Regions from separate parts of the Homo sapiens genome. Here all the other regions are linked to region 4. The links are chromatin contacts, found by Hi-C or POLR2A ChIA-PET in ENCODE. All regions are on one chromosome and are shown on one strand. The core of a region is the stretch at or near the end of the contact, and the rest is flanking DNA. Distances in the headings are between cores, read along the strand shown. Region 1 holds the start of MCRS1 (microspherule protein 1). Region 2 holds the start of KCNH3 (potassium voltage-gated channel subfamily H member 3). Region 3 holds the start of DNAJC22 (DnaJ heat shock protein family (Hsp40) member C22). Region 4 holds the start of BCDIN3D-AS1 (BCDIN3D antisense RNA 1).

Region 1 (4,236 bases), core at 138-2,637, 260 kb before region 4:
GGTTCCAAACCACCGGGCTAGGAGGAACGGTCCCACAGGCTCATCCAAGGATTCTGACCAGGTGAGCTTAAAGGCTGAGAGGAGATTCTGCAAAGGAGAAATGAGGCTCCCTGAGGCTCAGATTTCCAACTGGCCAGCCTCACTTCCTTATACTGGCTCAGGTCCCCCAGGGTCCCATAAGCTAGGGAAGACATAAGGACAGGAAAGAGGCATAAGGCCCCACTCTGCCAATAATAGCCTTAGACATCAGTCTTGTGAAGGTCACTGGCACCTTTCAGAGTATGATAACAGCTATGGACTGCAGAAAAGGGTGCAAACACATACTATTTTAGAGGGTTCATAGACCCTTTAATTCTACTGGTATCTCCTAGGTTAAGCGCCTTGACTATAAACTAGCAAGAGACAAGGGATTCTTTGGCCCACATTTTTCTTTACTTCAGCTGTCCACTCAGCTCAGCAGCACCAGCCTTCCCCTCCCAGGCCAAAGCAGGAAAAAAGAAAGGGAGACAAAACTCCAACCAGTCCATCTCGTTTTTTTTTTGTTTTTCTTTTCCATTTGGGGTTTTTACTGAAGATTTAGTAAGTGGTATTTCCATGAGATACCATCTCGTGGAAACCAAAAACCACTGTTTGGGAACTGCGTGATTATCAACCACGCTGTGCCCCAACAACCCCTAGAGAACCCAGGTACTGGACTTTCTCGGGGCGCTCCTCTCGTGAGTCCCCACTTCTAACCAGGGTGGCTCTTAGCTCAGTGTTCTAGCCCTGTCCCCAGGTGAGCCTGTCGCTCTCCGCTCCATAGGCTACGACTAAGAATCTTGACATCTGAGGAGAGGGCGAAGGGGCCCGAGCTTGCCGGCAAACTGAGGTAGGGTCTGTGCCCCTTCCTTACCGGACCCTCCGCCCCTCGTTCTCCCAAGAGTGCACACCCAAGGTAGGGGATCGGTCCAGGTCTGTCTCAAGAACTCGGGGTAGGAGCATTGATGAAGTCACCTCTGCAACTCAAAGCAGAGCACCAAGTAGCCTTGGTTTGAGACCCACAGGCTGGTGGCTGGGGAGGTGGGGGTAAACTCGCAAGCCCATTCTCACCCCACGGTCTCCATGCCTTTGCGCATGCGTAACACTTCGAGCCAGATTCTAACCCGGTCCGGCCCACGCATGCGCAGCTTTTCGGGGCGCCACTGGGGCGGGGCCCCAAACTTGGGGGGTGGTCGTCCCCGGCGGCACTCTGCAAAACTCCATTTCATCCCCAACTCCTCTGAGAACCCTCAGAGGCGAACCGCGAGGTCTCACCATTCCTAGACTGCCAGATCCAACAATTTCTCCGCGGCGACGGTAGCAGCCGCAGGGCCAAAGCCGGCTTCCGTGAGGTACGTCTACTTCCGGTTAACGAACCAGGGGGCTGGCAATCTCTTCCGGTTCGTCTTGGCAACGTGTGTGAAGGGGGCGTGGCCATGGTACGGAAAGTGTAAATATTTTACCAATAGCGGAAAGTAAAGGCTTTCCTAGTTGGGACAGCATATAGGGAAACGTTAAGGATTATAGGCACCGGAGAGGTAACCCGGCTTGAGGGGTTGGTTAAAGGGAAAGGCGAGACTTAGGGCGAGACCGAGCGGGGCTAATTGAGGCGACCCGGGGAGGGGCGGGACCGCGGACTGGATTTCGACTTCCAAATTCCCACGAGGTATAGGAGTCTGAGGGTTGCACAGGACCTTATGCATTGTTTGACTCCTCCAGAGCCTTTAGAGAAACTTCTATCAGGCCCGCCTGCTAGGCACTAGTCGGGGAGATAATGTAGCCAGGGAGATGTGGCGGACAGAAAGGGCAGAGAGGCTCTCTGAGGAGCGGATGGAGGATCGTGGGCCGCTTTACTGAGAAGGAAGAGACCCTGCGAGAAGGAGTAGTGTCGACTTGGTCCCGTCAGCCGGACCCCACCTGGACGGCTGGGGCCACTTGTGGTCGCCGGGAGGTAAGAGAGAAAACCAATGGAAGCACCTTCAGAGGAGAGTGCCTTGGAAGGAATCTTGGGGTGGGAGAACGAACCTGTCGGAAAAATTGGGAATTTGGGGCTGTGAGAGATGTTCCGGAAAACTAGAAAGACTGTTGTCTAAAAGAGGAATTCTGTTTTATGCTTCCTTTGCGAGGTACTAAAGTCTAGCAGCTATAGAGAGACATACTTCAGCTCAGAATAAGAAAGATTCAGTTCCAAAGCTGTCCATCAGAGGTGTCAAGAACACATAACATGGACATTGCTAGGGAATTCAAGTGTCAAATGAGAGACTGGCCCTTTTGGCCCTGACGGTATACTATGGCCCTCTGCTTCGAGAGTACCAACCTCATTTACTGTTCTGTGGACTTGTTTAATGAGTATGTACTTATTTTAACTCCCATGAAAGAGTGTGTGTTTTATTTTTTAACAGGCACTTGATTAAATATATTATGTAAACTTGTGAAAATATCAGAAAACCAATGAAATTTTTTTTTTTTGAGACAGAGTCCCGCTCCATAGCCCAGGCTGGAGTGCAGTGGCACAATCTCGGCTCACTGCAACCTCCGGCCCCCGGGTCTCGGTTCAGGCAATTCTCCTGCCTCAGCCTCCCGAGTAGCTAGGATTACAGGCACGTGCCACCATGCCCAGCTAAGTTTTTTTTTTTTTTTTTTTGTAGAGACAGGTTTTCACCATGTTGGCCAGGCTGGTCTTGAACTCCTGATCTCATGATCAGGCTGCCTCGGCCTCCCAAAGTGCTGGGATTACAGGCATGAGCCACAGCACCCGGCCTGAAATAATTTTTATAAAAAGTGATTACACAGAACATTAATAATATTAATGTTATTAAATATATATGAATTCATGATAACTATTAAAAACATACAAAGGAAAAGACAGTTGAAGGAAATGCACCAGAATGTTAACACATGTCCAAGTGGTAGTAGTAGTAATTCTTCTCTCTAATTATTTTCCAGTTTTTTAATACATGGTTTTTAAATTTTGTTTTATTTTTTTTGAGACAGAGCCTTCCTCTGTCACCCAGGCTGGAGTGCAGTGGAGCGATCTCGGCTCCTGCAACCTACACCTCCCGGGTTCAAGCGATTCTCATGCCTCAGCCTCCTGAGTAGCTGGGATTGCAGGTGTGCGCCACCATGCCTGGATAATTTTTGTGTTTTTAGTAGAGATGGGGTTTCACTATGTTGACCAGGATGGTCTCAAACTCCTGACCTCAAATGATTCACGCACCTCAGCCTCCCAAAGTGCTGGGATTACAGGTGTGAGCCACTGCGCCCGGCCATATTTTACAATGAAAAAAAAAATAGGTTCTACACAACTTCTTTTTATTGATTGATTGATTTTGAGGCAGAGTCTCGCTCTGTCACCCAGGCTGGAGTACAGTGGCACAATCTCGGCTCACTGCAACCTCCACCTCCTGGGTTCAAGTGATTGTCCTGCCTCAGCCTCACAAGTAGCTGAAATTACAGGTGCCTGCCACCTGCCTGGCTTATTTTTGTATTTTTAGTAGAGACGGGGTTTCGCCATGTTGGCCAGGCTCGTCTCGAACTCCTGGCCTCAAATAATCCACCCGCCTCAGCCTCCCAAAGTGCTGGATTACAGGCGTAAGCCACTGCACTGAGCCACAACTTCCTGAGTGAAAGAGGAGAAAGGAAAACTCTTGGCTTCCAGCTGCCTGAGGTAATTCCTTCCCCCAAGGTGTCACGAGGGAAAGGTGGTGGTCACCATCATCTCCTGTTTGGTACCTGGAAACTCAAACTTCCCCTCTGGTCCTCAATCCTCCCTACTATTGGATAAAAAGAAACCTAGGCACCCTTGTGGTATGGATGCAGGGATTTCTAAAGGGCAGCTTCCTGCTCAAGATTGTGTTTTCTGTTTACACAGCGTGGTGGACTATACTAGCTATAGTTAGTATATATAGTATAGTATCTATACTAGATGAAAGTTCTCAGGATGGTCTTCTATGAAGAGGTGATGACTGAGCTGAGATTTGATGTCGATAGGCAACCAGTCATACAATAAGGTGGGGTACACCGACCCCATCAGAGGGGATAGCTCTGGCTCCAAAGCAGGAAGGAGTTTGGTGAGTTTGAGGAACAGGAAGGACCCCGGTGTGGCTGGAGCAGGGCGATCAATAAAAAGAGGGAAAGAGTTGAGAACAGAGGAGTCATCAGAGGGCAGCCCATGCCAGCCCGTGTAGTTCTCAGTATGGATTTTGGCCTTTATTCTTG
Region 2 (3,816 bases), core at 1,192-3,691, 290 kb before region 4:
ACCCTGGCTGTGTCATTTATCAACTCTGTTACCTTGAGCAAGTCTCTCTCTCCCTCCTCCTCCCCCTCCTCCTCTTCTCCCTCTCCCTCCCCTCCTCCTCCTCCTCCACCTCTTCTTCTTCTTAACTTCTTCCTTCTTCTTCCTTCCTCCTTTCTCCTTCCTCCTTTCTCTCTTCTCCTTCTTCTCCTTCTCCTCCTTCTTCTTCTTTCTTCTTTCTTCTTCTTCCTCTCTCCCTCTCTCTCAGCTCTGGTTCCTCCTTTGTGAAATGGAGCATAAGGAGCCCCCACCCTGGCTGTTTCACAGGGCTCCTAGGAGACTCAAAATCAGACAACAAACATTTACATGTTGCAGGTGTCACACACTGTTCTAGATCCTCTACACATACTCACTCATTGAATCCTCATTACGACCCTCTGATGTTATTATTAGCATCCGCATTTTACAGATGAGAGAACTGAGTCAGAGAAGGGTTAATAACTTGCCTTTAAAAATCACACAGACAGGCCAGGTGTGGTGGCTCTCGCCTGTAATCCCAGCACTTTGAGAGGCTGAGGCGGGCAGATCACCTGAAGTCAAGAGTTCGAGATGAGCCTGGCCAACATGGTGAAACCCAATCTCTACTAAAAATACAAACATTAGCGGGGCGTGGTGGCGCATGCCTGTGGTCCCAACTACTTGGGAGGCTGAGGCAGGATAATTGCTTGAACTTGGTCGGCATAGGTTGCAGTGAGCAGAGATAGCTCCAATGCACTCCAGCCTGGGCGACAGAGGGAGACTCCGTCACAAAAAAAAAAAAAAAAAAAAAAAAATTCACACAGACCAAAATTAAAAAAAAAATTTAATCACAGGGACAGCAAGTGGCAGACCTGGTTCCCAAGTGGGTGGGTGATTTCAATTGTGGCCTTATCCTGTCTCAAAGTGAACTGACTCCTAAAATGTCCTTCTTTTTAGTAGACAGCTGGACCGCCGCCTGGAGAGGAAGCCTTGAACGGCTGGGGGAGGGGATTACTTTACAGCCAGGATCCAGCCAAGGCTGGGGATGAGATGGGAGTAGGATCTCCCGACTCCTTAGGGTCACTCCTCAGGGTCACTCCTCGTCCTGGGGACCAGATTCCAGGCTTCACAGGACCGGAGAAGGAGGAGCGCGTCCTCCCTTCCCAAAGCGCCAGCTCATTTAGATACAGGTGCCTGGGGCTTTGGCTCTCGTCGCTGATGAGGGGTAGCATCTTTCTGATGCTGGTGACTGTGAGTGCGTCTCGAGGGATGGGGGTGCTGAGCCTACCGCTTCGCTCGTTAGGGAACAAATTGCTGTTTTGGCCCCGGCGGCTCCTCTGGGCGCGGGCGGCAGCCGCGCTCGCTGGCAAATCGTGGGAGGGAGGAGGAGCGGCGCTGGCAGGCAAGTCCGGGGGACCGTCGCAGCGCGGGAGGCCAAGAAAAGACGGCCGCCCCGGGCCCGGCTCCGCCCCGCCGGGAAGGGGCTCCCTGCAGCCGCCCCAGGGCAGCACCCCGCGCGGCGCCGCGCGGAGCTCTCCAGGACGAGCTGCGTGAGGCGCGGGGCTCGGCCTTCCTCGCTCTCCTGGTGCCAGGACCCGCACGCACAAGGTTCGGAAGTTTTTTCGCAGTGTCTGACCCCTGCCGGTCCCCTGTATTTACCACCTGACCCTCTAGCGCGCTTAGGAGAGGCAAGAGGTGACAAATGCCAGAGGGAAATGGAGGGGCAGGACAAGGGGTCTGGCGCTCCCCTCCCCACCACACACCCTTTCCGCCCACGGGGTCACACGGAGGACGTCTGACCCTTACTCCTAGGGCTACCCACCCTCTGGTTTCCAGGCAGCTCCTGCTTGCGGAGACACCTCATAGGAGCAGCTGGATCCATTTTCCAGAGCGTCAAGTTGAGGATGAGAAAGTCTCGAGGGCCGGGCAGCTGTGCGCGCAGAACCCCCGCCCCATCTGCTTTTAGATTTCCCGGGTGCGGCTGGAGCCCCTCTAGAGCGCCGGCCTCCGCTGGCCGCAGGGCCTTCACCTGCGCCTGTCGCCCTGTCCCCTTGCCCACTGCATTTTCCTCGGGGAGAGCATCTTCCACAGCATGCGTCCCCTGCCCCCCACGCCCCGAGCCCCCCTCCCATTCCGCCGGGGGAGGAGAGGCTGCTAGGAGGCTCTCGGAGAGCCCCCGGGCTGCAGAGAAAGACGCCTCCCCTCTGCGGCTGAGGCCGAGTGAGCCAAAGGGGGCCGGCCGCTCGCCAGTGGTTCTCCGAGGTACGGGCGGGGAGGCCCGCGGGGTGGGATCAGGGCGGCCGCCACCTCCCCGCCCCCGCCGAGGTCCCGAAGGGAGGGGAGCCCTCCGCGGGAGGCCTGTCCCTTTAAGGAGGCGGCCCTGGCTGGGTGTGCCCCGTCTCCATGGTTACCCCGGTGCAGGCGGCGGGCGCGGGAGGGAGGGAGGGAGGCTGCAGCTTCTCCCCGACAGACGGAGGGAGCTGCCGAGAGCCGGCGCCGAGCGAAGCCGAGCGGAAGCCCACCCGCAGCCGACACGCGAGCCGCTGCCGCGGCGGGAGGTGCTGAGAGCGCGGCGGCCGCGGGGCCTGGAGCCCGGGATTTGTGGGCGGCGAGGGCGCGAGGGGCCGCGCGCCATGCTCCGGGCCCCGACGGCGCGGACGCCCCCTCGCGCGCCAGCGTCCGGCGCGACCCCGGATCCCGGTCTGCGCATTGCCCCCCGACGGCTGCGCTAGGGAGCGCGGGGCCCGGCGGGGGGCGGCCGAGCTGGGCGCCCTCCCCCGGCGCGGAGTCCCCGCACCCCGGAGGGATGGGGCGGGCAGCCGCGGGCGCCTAAGATGCCGGCCATGCGGGGCCTCCTGGCGCCGCAGAACACCTTCCTGGACACCATCGCTACGCGCTTCGACGGCACGCGTGAGTCCGACCCTCGCCCACTTGCACCCGGGCCGCCGGACCCTCGCCAGGGCTCCCGCCTTCCCCGAACCCCCAGCAGCCCAGCTTGGCGCCAGCCTATTCTCACCCTCTCCTCCCTACCCGCCCCTCTTGAGGCTGGGGCCATCGTCTCCTGCTAGGCGCTGTTTCCCCGAAGGTTCGAAGGTTCGGGGTCAACACTGCTTCAGGCGAGGCAACAGGGCCAGAAGTCCCTGGGTGTGGGTCCTGGGATGCTCTCTGTTAGCCGGGTCTCGAACCCGAACCTAGTCAGTCTGACCCATCCCACCCCTGCGTCTGGCGCTGTCGCAGCAACTACCCTCGGACTGGTGGGGTAAGGCGAGGCGGGTGAACAGTGCTCAGGGACAGCTGAGAGGGCTCAAAACACAGATTTAGAAAAGAGATTTGCAAACGGAGATAAGAGTAGGCGGCACTCGGGAGAGCACCGTGTGTCCAAGCCCCGTGTCTCATAGCCTGAACCCCCTAGACTTGGGGAGGCCATCTAGCCCCAAGAAGATGGTTTGGGGACTCCCATCAGGACTGGGGAAGTTTGGAGAAGGCGCCCCGAGCTCTGGATCCCCGGTTCTGGGGGCTCTGAGCACAGGGGAAGTGATGAAAGCCCCTCCCTCCTCCTCTCCCTCACATCCCCCGTGGGGCTTCCCAGCTCTCTGCCTAGGTCCTCCTTGGTCTCCGGTTCCTGATAGGGGGTGGGAGCCCAGCCCTGCGCTCTCCCCACTCCGGGCTCCTCCATCTGCTTTGCCAGTGTGCTTGGCTCCTGCAGCCTGCTGATTCAGTGCCCCCCACTCCCCAATACATTCCTGGCTCCTGGCTCCCGTGCTCAGTCACCATTCTTACACCCCCATTCTTGATCACATTCACTAATTCCTGAGCCAGGTC
Region 3 (4,303 bases), core at 100-2,599, 480 kb before region 4:
CGCTGGCACTCAGTGGGCGCGCAACGTATGTTTGCCGAATTGAAAGGCTGGGACACCGAGCGGCGCAGGGCAGAGGGTCGGAGGGCACAGGCGGGGTAGGAGATGGCCCAGACCGGGTGAGGGCAGAAGCCTCACTCACGGGGGAAGAAGGCACTCGAGGTCGCTCTGAGGACCGCTGGGCTGGGATAGACCACCCATCCCCCGCCGGGGAGACCCGGGTAGTAAAGAACAAGACAGAATGGGACAGGCAGGACGGTTTGGACCCCACCTACAAGCGCCTCCACCACCCCAGCCTCCGATCCTTGTCACGCTCTGCTGGGGAAACCGAGGCAGCCGATGCTGAGAATAGCCAAAAAGTTAAAAGCGGGGTCAGCGACGAAGCTGGGGCAGCAACCAGAATTCCTGCGTGGGTTTTTTGGATTCCTCCGCCCACGCGGGGCCAGTTTGCGGGTAAATGCACCACCGCGCCCCGCACCACAGCTCAGACCCTTTCCTCTCGCTGCAGTTTGTCAGATCCCCCCACCTCCCACTCTGCACCAGTTTATAGAACAACAATTTGGGGAAAACAATCCGGGCGGAGTGACGGCCCCGTAATTGTGACAAAGTGAGTGCGGGCGGCTGGAGAGAGCGCTAGGCCGGGAGCGCTGCAGGGCGAGGCGGAGGCAGGGGCGCCTCCCCCCGCCCTGCCGCCCCCTCGTTCTTATTCCGGTCACCTCCCATCCCTCTCCTTGACTCTTCAATTCCTCTTCTCCCGGCCCCTTGCGCCTTCCTTCGCTTGTTCCTCCATCGCTCTTCCCTTTCCTCCCGGTAACAGCTCTTCTCCCGCTCCCCCGACCCCGTCGCCCCTCCCCCGGTGCGCTTTTTCCTCGCTCACTTCTCCCCTCTCCTCTGCCCTCCACTCGTTTCTTCAGCTTTTCCTCGCGCTTACATTGCCCTTGGGCCCCTGGCTCTCCCCGCACAATCCGCTTCTCTCCCTCCCCACTCCTCCCTTCCTGAGATCGAACCCTGAGCCCCTTCCCGACCCCCACTCTCTGGGCCGCCAGCGCAGCCCCGCATTTCTGGGTTCCTCGGGAAGTAAACCTGGGGGCGCGCTGCGGCCCCGGGTGCCCCGGCGGCCAGCCCCTTCCCTCTCCCTTGTATGGCTGCCGCCCCCGCCCCACCACCTGAGCCGGGAGATAGTTTGTTTGTCCAGCGGCGGCCGCCGCCGCCCACGCTGTTTGCAAAGCTTAGCGCGCCGTCGCGCAGTGCGGGCCCAATTAAGTCTCATTCATTATTCAGCGCTCCTGTCCGCCCCCGCCCCCCAGCAGTCTGAGGCGTCGCTTTGGGGCCCCTCCCAGCCTAGGCCCCTCAGTGAGCCCTAAGAGGTCATATAGAGAGCAGCATTTCCTCTCCAGGCCGAGATGAGGGCTGAGGGCGTTTGGAGGGAAGCGCTCTGCCTACTGCCGGGAGGTGACACCCGCGAGGCCGACCGTCCCCCGAAGCCCCCGCAAGTCCAGACTGGGGGACCTCGGAGATCCACGAGATTGCCAGAGAAGGAAATTGAGGCCCAAGAAGCTGCATGACTTAGCCAAGTTCACGGAGTAGAACCCGGGATTGGAGCCCGGGACATTGAAATGAAGGCGTCTTGCATTGCAGCTCCGTTGCAGCGCAGAGGCGCAGGAAGGCAGACTACCACGAGCCTCGGGCTGCGGCCTCGCCCTCCTGGTCGAGCCTCCTGCCCTCCAACCCTCTGCTCCCGTTTCTCCCTCTGGTTCATAGCCCGCGGGACAGAGCAGCCCTGGATTGGGAGGCTCCTCAGGTCTCAGGCTCAGGTGCAGAAGCAGAGCCCCTAACTGGAAGGCTCGGAGGTGGGCCGGTGAGGCAAGCAAGCCCTGTGGGGGGTTGAGGACAGCTTGGGTTGGATGTCCCTCACTGCAGCCTGTCCGTGGATGTCTCTGCCTTAAGGGAATTGGAGGTGGAACCATCCAGTCTTGAAGGTCAACGGAGCGTGAAGAGAGGAGCGTGCAGCTTGAGGTGAGGGAGGAGTCACCTTTCAATTTGTGGGGGTGGGAGGAGGTAATCAAGGACGTATTCTTGCATTTACAGGAGTTTATCCTTTTTTTTAGCACTACAGATAGGAGCGTCCCTTGCTCCTGCCAGGCAGCCCCTCCATAGGGGCAGTCCTGTGCTGCTGTGCCTCGGTACCCGCACAAGGTGTCTGGGGACCGCCCGGACCCCCCCTTCCATCGGCGGCAGCGCCACCTGGCGGCCATGGTGCGGTGGTGTGGGAGGAGCTGGGCCCGGGCTGGGCACTGAGCCCACCGGAGCTGCAGGCGTCTGCAGAGCCTTGCACCGAGTTTCCCCGCGAGGGCGGGCGGGAGGAGTCCCAGGCGGGAATGTGATCCCCAGGGGGCCGGGGAGGGCCCTGGGGAGGAGCCTGGCCTGGGGAAGCCGGACTTCCGTGACACAACAGACACAAAAGACAAAGTCCATTTGGATGGAAGTGGGAGCAGGGCGAGACGGGCCATTTTCACTCTGTGGTCAAAGGAAATGACTGGTCTGACTCGGTCTGGGAGCGGGGCACCCAGGTATGGCCACTTGATTTGGAAGTAGCGGGTGCTGGCTGGTGGTCGCTCCAGATAGAGGGGACACTGGCAGGCACGCTTGGCGTCCAGTTTGATATTGTGAGGATTTGTCCAGCTGCTGTGGAGTGGCTTTCCAAGCCGGCCTCCGAAAGAGGTGGTTGAATTGTGGGGTGCCAAGGTCTAGGTCAAACGAAGTTTTCCAGAATATTTTAATAAAGGGAATTCAGGACCCCTTTCAAGTTTGACCTGTGGGAAAATCTCATGGCCTGGAGAGTTAGGAAGGCAGGAGAGTGGCTAAAGCCTGGGCCAGGTGTGGGAGGGCAGCCACAGTTGGAGTTAAGTCAGGGGTAAGGCAGAGGCTTTCAAAATGTGTGGGAACTTTGGAAAAGCATCCAATGCAGCCCTGCCCCTCCACACATCCCCCCATGAGTCATTTGGGGTCATGGGTCTCAGGGGAAGTCTGAAATTTAAACAGCTTTCTCCTCTAAATCTGGAGTCACTGTGGTTGTAAAGAATGGGACTGAGGTGCTAGGACAAGGGATATGAGATAAATAGCACTGGGGACTCAGGCAGATCTGTACTCAACTTTTATTGGAAAGAGAAATGGTTGCTGTGTTGGAGCCTGGACATCATCTTATGACTCTACTTTTTCCCATCTCTTAGGGTCTAAGGATAACTCTGGGGCCATGACAGCCATGAGTCTCACAGAGGACCCCGAGACTTCTGTGCTGCGAGTAACCGGACTTGTTCTGAGACCTTTGCCCTAGAGGATGGCCAAGGGGCTCCTGGTGACCTATGCCCTCTGGGCTGTGGGGGGCCCTGCTGGGCTCCACCACCTGTACCTGGGAAGGGACAGCCACGCCCTGCTCTGGATGCTGACCCTGGGGGGAGGTGGGCTGGGCTGGCTCTGGGAGTTCTGGAAGCTCCCAAGCTTTGTAGCTCAGGCCAACAGAGCCCAGGGACAGAGGCAGAGCCCCAGAGGGGTGACACCCCCTCTGAGTCCCATTCGCTTTGCTGCCCAGGTGATAGTTGGCATCTATTTTGGCCTTGTGGCACTGATTAGCCTTTCTTCCATGGTCAACTTCTATATTGTGGCCCTCCCACTGGCAGTTGGCTTAGGGGTCTTGCTGGTGGCTGCTGTTGGCAACCAGACCTCAGACTTTAAGAACACTCTGGGGTCAGCATTTCTCACTTCACCTATCTTCTATGGCCGCCCCATAGCCATACTGCCCATTAGCGTGGCCGCCAGCATTACAGCTCAGAGGCATCGCCGCTACAAAGCTTTGGTGGCATCAGAGCCGCTCAGTGTGCGGCTCTATCGTCTGGGCTTGGCTTACCTTGCTTTCACAGGCCCACTGGCATACAGTGCCCTCTGCAACACAGCTGCCACCCTCAGCTATGTGGCAGAAACCTTTGGCTCCTTCTTGAATTGGTTCAGCTTCTTCCCCCTTCTTGGCCGCCTCATGGAGTTTGTCCTCCTTCTGCCTTACCGGATCTGGAGGCTACTGATGGGGGAGACTGGCTTCAACAGCAGCTGCTTTCAGGAGTGGGCGAAGCTCTATGAGTTTGTTCACAGTTTTCAGGATGAGAAGCGTCAGCTGGCTTACCAGGTAAGGCTTTCTTCCCTCAGTCCTGTCCGGTGGCTCTGGTGGCCCTCATGTGGAAGTACTGTACTTTTGTCTGTTGGCCAGGTGCTGGAAGGATATTCTGGCTTCTTTGGATATCTGTGTACAATGGGC
Region 4 (3,707 bases), core at 297-2,796:
GATAGGAAACCCACTAATCCCAGGTTGTTTTTAGGAAGATGGGGGGACCAATTTGAGAAGTGAATTTTCCTATCACACAAGGAGTCTCAGAGAGCCAGATGGCGTAATGTCTGCAAGGGAGGGTCTGCAACAAGGCAAATGGGCTATGTTCATTTTCCCCGAAAGTACTGACCACAAAACGGTAAGGCATTGACACTCTTTCTACTGCTCCCCAGGCCACCCCTGCCCGGGCCACTTCCTCTGGCTGACCATTGTGCTTAAGAAGGAGGACCCATGACAGACGCGGAGAAGTGGGAGGGAGGGATTGCCTCTACAGCCAGAGAACTCCTTAGCCCAAGACCCCCAGCTCCTCAGCAAGGCAGGCCTTTAAGAAGTAGCAGCTGGACAGACTAAGTGGACTCAGCTGATCCAGCCCTGGGATGCCTGGAAAACCAGGCCTGTGGGAGGTGAGGGCCCTCTGTGCCCTTGGGGCCGTGCCAGGACTGGAGATAACGCGGGACCTTGGGCCCAGGACAGGGAGAGGGGAGCTAGGATCCGGGCAGCCGCTTTCTTAGTTGGGCTAAGCCAGGGAAGCGTCGGGCACAGATGAATTCTCTGCATTCTTCTGGCACCGCAGCCAGCACCCAGAGGGCCTTTTCTGCAGACGCTGCCCTGTCCCTGCTCCCTGCCCAACCAACCCTTCTCCCTCCCTTAGCTTCTCTTCAGCGTGCAGCCCACCAGGTCCTTCCTCCTTCCCGCAGCCCCTCAAAGCCTTTGAAGGGGCTGTTCTCTAGGAGACCCGGTCTTTCCGCCTCTCCCCGCCTTCCCCAGGCCCTACCGCCCCAGGCCACGGGGAATGGGAAGGAGTGCGAAAGGGAGCCCCAGGCTCGTCTCCGCGCCTGCGCTTTGGGGAGAGAGCCCCTCCCCCCGCAATAACCCGGCACCGCTAAGCGGCACCCGGACGGTGGGATGCGGGTTGGGTGGGGTGAGCAGCTGGGGCAAGGTCAGTGCTTTCAAAGAGGGAGGGGAGCCCGGCCCCCGGAACATCCCCCACTCCCGAAAGTTTCCCTTCCGGGGCCACGGAGTGTGCGCGAGGATGGCGCGGGGGGCGGGAGGGGGTGGGGTGGGGGTGCACAGAGTCGCAGCCGGACCCCCGAGGAGGGTGCGGCTGGAGGGAGGGACGGAGGGGCGGGCAGCAGGGTTTGGGCAGGAAGCCGCGACGCCCTCTCCGACTCTGTACTGCCACGAGAGCCTTACCCTCCACACCCCACTCCCCCCGGCCCGGAGCTACAGATCGCCCCCCCGCACTCGCCGCCCTTTCAATCCCAAGTAGACCCAGAACTCACCGAAATCAGGTGTTGAGCTGGGCCAGGGCAGGCCGGATCCGCCAGGTCCATGGCCGCGGCTTGGGGGCGGGGGGCAGAGAAAGGGGGGTGCCGGAGCCGCCTCCTGATGTCAAGGCTTTAAAGGGGCCGGGGAGCCCCGCCCCTGGCCCTGACCCCGCCTCCCTCCTCCCTAGCAGCCAATCCACGTTCAGCCTGGATGCGCGCCCCTCCCAGCCCCCTCCAGATGTTCCCAGGACGCGAGCTAAGTCTGCCCGGCCGGCGCGCGCCGCTTCCGCTTTGGTGGGAAGGACCTCCCTTCCCCCTTATAGAAACACTTTCTCCAGGCCGGGCCGGGCTTGGTAAACCTCAGCCGTGCCTGGGTAGAGGACGCCGGGCTGGGCCGAGCGGGGGTGGAATGAGGGCGTCTAGAACAGAGAAAACTAAGTAGGTGCGCGCGGGCCCACAGGCATGCGCGTTTGCTTCTGTGGGGCTGGGCGTGCACGTGTATGTGTGGTTGTGAGCGTCGGTGTTTGTAATTTGCTTTTCTGCATACGTGTTGGGTGTAAATCCATGGGGGAAAGGCTTGAGTGCCTCTTTGGCCTTAAATGCTCCCGCCTCTCTCTTCCTTCTCCAGGATGGGGTCGTCCCCCCAGTAATCTGGAAAACAGTTACAGCAACAGGCTCCTCTCATCAGACGGCAGTGCTGGTCGTTTCCTCACTGGTTTGCGGGGAAGGCTGGGCAGAAAAAGGATGCAACCTTGTTCTCAACCACTTGCTATCTCGGTGAGGATGAGGAAAAGCAAACAGCCCATCCAGGCCCCTGCAGAGCCTCAGAGCTTCAATATCATTCCCATTAGTCCTTAATTAAACACCTATTTGCCCTTGCCTAAATACCGTATAACCCTCACAGCCTGCATTGTAGTGACTGCCCCAGAAATGTAGGTTCTCACCTGGGTTCTGCAGGGAAATACGAAGGAATCCCTAGGTACAGTCTCCGCCTACTTCATTAAAATTTCTTTTGTTGCGAGTATACAAAGGATGCAGCTTAGAGTATCATATTAGTCCAATAAAGGAACATAAAAAGTAAGGCAAGTTAGGGTGCTCAGATTGGCTAGGATTAAGAGTTCTTTTCTGAAGGAGGTTTATTTAAATACGGAATTTGAAGGGCAGAGAGAGCTTGAGTAGGGTCCAGGCAGGGTAAAGGCCACAAGGAGATTCAGATAGGAAAGAGCAAATTATCTGCGTGGGACCGTGAGCAGATCACCGTGGTACGTTGGGAAGTGGGAGAAATTAATGGAGGAGGTTTCTTATGGAGGAGAGCAGAATAAGGATATGGATGTGACAAGACATAAGATAAAGAAGTCATTTTGGGTTCTTGAGCATAGAGGTAGTTTGATGAAAAGAGTGCCCAAGGACAGCTATTACTGGAACCTAAAAGATGTCTTGATGGGTACCCCCACCAGCTTTCTCATTTTTTTGCTTAAAAAATATTTTATTCTTTTCTTTTCTCTGAGATGGAGTCTCACTCTGTCCCAGGTTGGACGGAGTGCAGTGGCACAATCTCTGCTCACTGCAACCTCCACCTCCTGATTTCAGGTGATTCTCCTGCCTCAGCCTCCCAAGTAGCTGGTATTATAAGAGTGCACCACCACACCTGGCTAATTTTTGTATTTTTAGTAGAGACGGAGGCTTCACCATGTTGGCCAGGCTGGTCTCGAACTCCTGACCTCAGGTGATTTGCCCACCTCGGCCTCCCAAAGTGCTAGGATTATAGATGTGAGCCACCATGCCCGGCCCTTAAATTATTCTTAACGTGCAATAAAATGCACACATCTTAGGTGCTTTGTTTGGTGAATTTCAAAATATACACCTATGTAATTAACACCCAAAACAAGATACTGAACCACCACCCTATAAAGTTCCCTCATGCCCCTTTATAGTTGATCACCCCACACCCACCACCACCCTCCCCTGGCAACTTCCTGAATTATAGCACCATAGATTTGTCTGCATTTGTATTTCACATATATGGAGCTTTACAGTATGTACTTGTGTCTGTATCCTTTAGCTTAGTAATGTTTTTGAGATCCATCCATGTGTATCAGTAATCTGTTCTTTTTTATTGCTGAGTATTATTCCATTGCATGAATATATCACAATGTGTTTATCCATTCTTCAATTGATGGATATTTGGGTATTTCCAGTTGGGGTTATGATGAATATGGCTGCTATTAACATTCTGGTGCAAATATTTTCATAGACATGTTTTCATTTCTCCTTTTCACCTTATTTCTTGATGATAGTGGCATCTTCGGAAGCCTACAGCATTGTGAATTCTTATTCAATCATCTAACATTGAATAGGGATCAGTGGGCTAGTTCTGGGATTACAACAAAAAGTAGA

Evidence for each region. Hi-C counts contacts between places; a loop is a spot of excess contacts on that map. ChIA-PET counts read pairs that join two places held with the same protein, here RNA polymerase II (POLR2A). Pooled maps may share reads with other maps.
Region 1: a loop to region 4 is called in a map of CD8-positive, alpha-beta T cell, with 13 times the contacts of the local background. The contact joins the promoter of MCRS1 here to the promoter of BCDIN3D-AS1 in region 4. A Hi-C loop is called at or near these places in 3 of 168 maps with a recorded cell type or tissue (B cell, CD8-positive, alpha-beta T cell and naive thymus-derived CD4-positive, alpha-beta T cell), 1 of 37 single-sample maps with no recorded cell type and 12 of 50 pooled maps. POLR2A ChIA-PET finds 5 or more read pairs at or near these places in 4 of 52 experiments (A673, B cell, CD4-positive, alpha-beta T cell and 1 more).
Region 2: a pooled map shows a loop between it and region 4 (4-fold over the local background). The contact joins the promoter of KCNH3 here to the promoter of BCDIN3D-AS1 in region 4. A Hi-C loop is called at or near these places in 4 of 50 pooled maps. POLR2A ChIA-PET finds 5 or more read pairs at or near these places in 2 of 52 experiments (HEK293 and HepG2).
Region 3: a loop to region 4 is called in a pooled map, with 2.4 times the contacts of the local background. The contact joins the promoter of DNAJC22 here to the promoter of BCDIN3D-AS1 in region 4. A Hi-C loop is called at or near these places in 4 of 50 pooled maps. POLR2A ChIA-PET finds 5 or more read pairs at or near these places in 3 of 52 experiments (B cell, HepG2 and naive thymus-derived CD8-positive, alpha-beta T cell).

What each region holds. Positions count from the first base shown.
Region 1 is chr12:49,566,755-49,570,990 of GRCh38, forward strand. It overlaps MCRS1 (microspherule protein 1), which reads right to left and starts at 1,388. Exons shown (of 15, transcript NM_006337.5): 1 at 1,294-1,388; 2 at 1-87. RefSeq lists enhancers at 684-1,487, 1,838-1,887.
Region 2 is chr12:49,536,589-49,540,404 of GRCh38, forward strand. It overlaps KCNH3 (potassium voltage-gated channel subfamily H member 3), which reads left to right and starts at 2,442. Exons shown (of 15, transcript NM_012284.3): 1 at 2,442-2,904. The coding sequence starts at 2,829. RefSeq lists silencers at 1,403-1,522, 2,253-2,432 and enhancers at 1,750-2,561, 2,562-3,371.
Region 3 is chr12:49,345,539-49,349,841 of GRCh38, forward strand. DNAJC22 (DnaJ heat shock protein family (Hsp40) member C22) reads left to right here and starts at 1,350. Exons shown (of 4, transcript NM_001304944.2): 1 at 1,350-2,013; 2 at 2,106-2,567; 3 at 3,228-4,174. The coding sequence starts at 3,335. RefSeq lists silencers at 15-134, 2,167-2,386 and an enhancer at 2,049-2,992.
Region 4 is chr12:49,826,997-49,830,703 of GRCh38, forward strand. It overlaps BCDIN3D-AS1 (BCDIN3D antisense RNA 1), which reads left to right and starts at 1,547. Exons shown (of 3, transcript NR_027501.1): 1 at 1,547-1,748; 2 at 1,939-2,087. It overlaps NCKAP5L (NCK associated protein 5 like), which reads right to left and starts at 1,417. Exons shown (of 13, transcript NM_001037806.4): 1 at 1,326-1,417. RefSeq lists enhancers at 826-875, 1,291-1,869, 1,870-2,448 and a silencer at 1,136-1,545.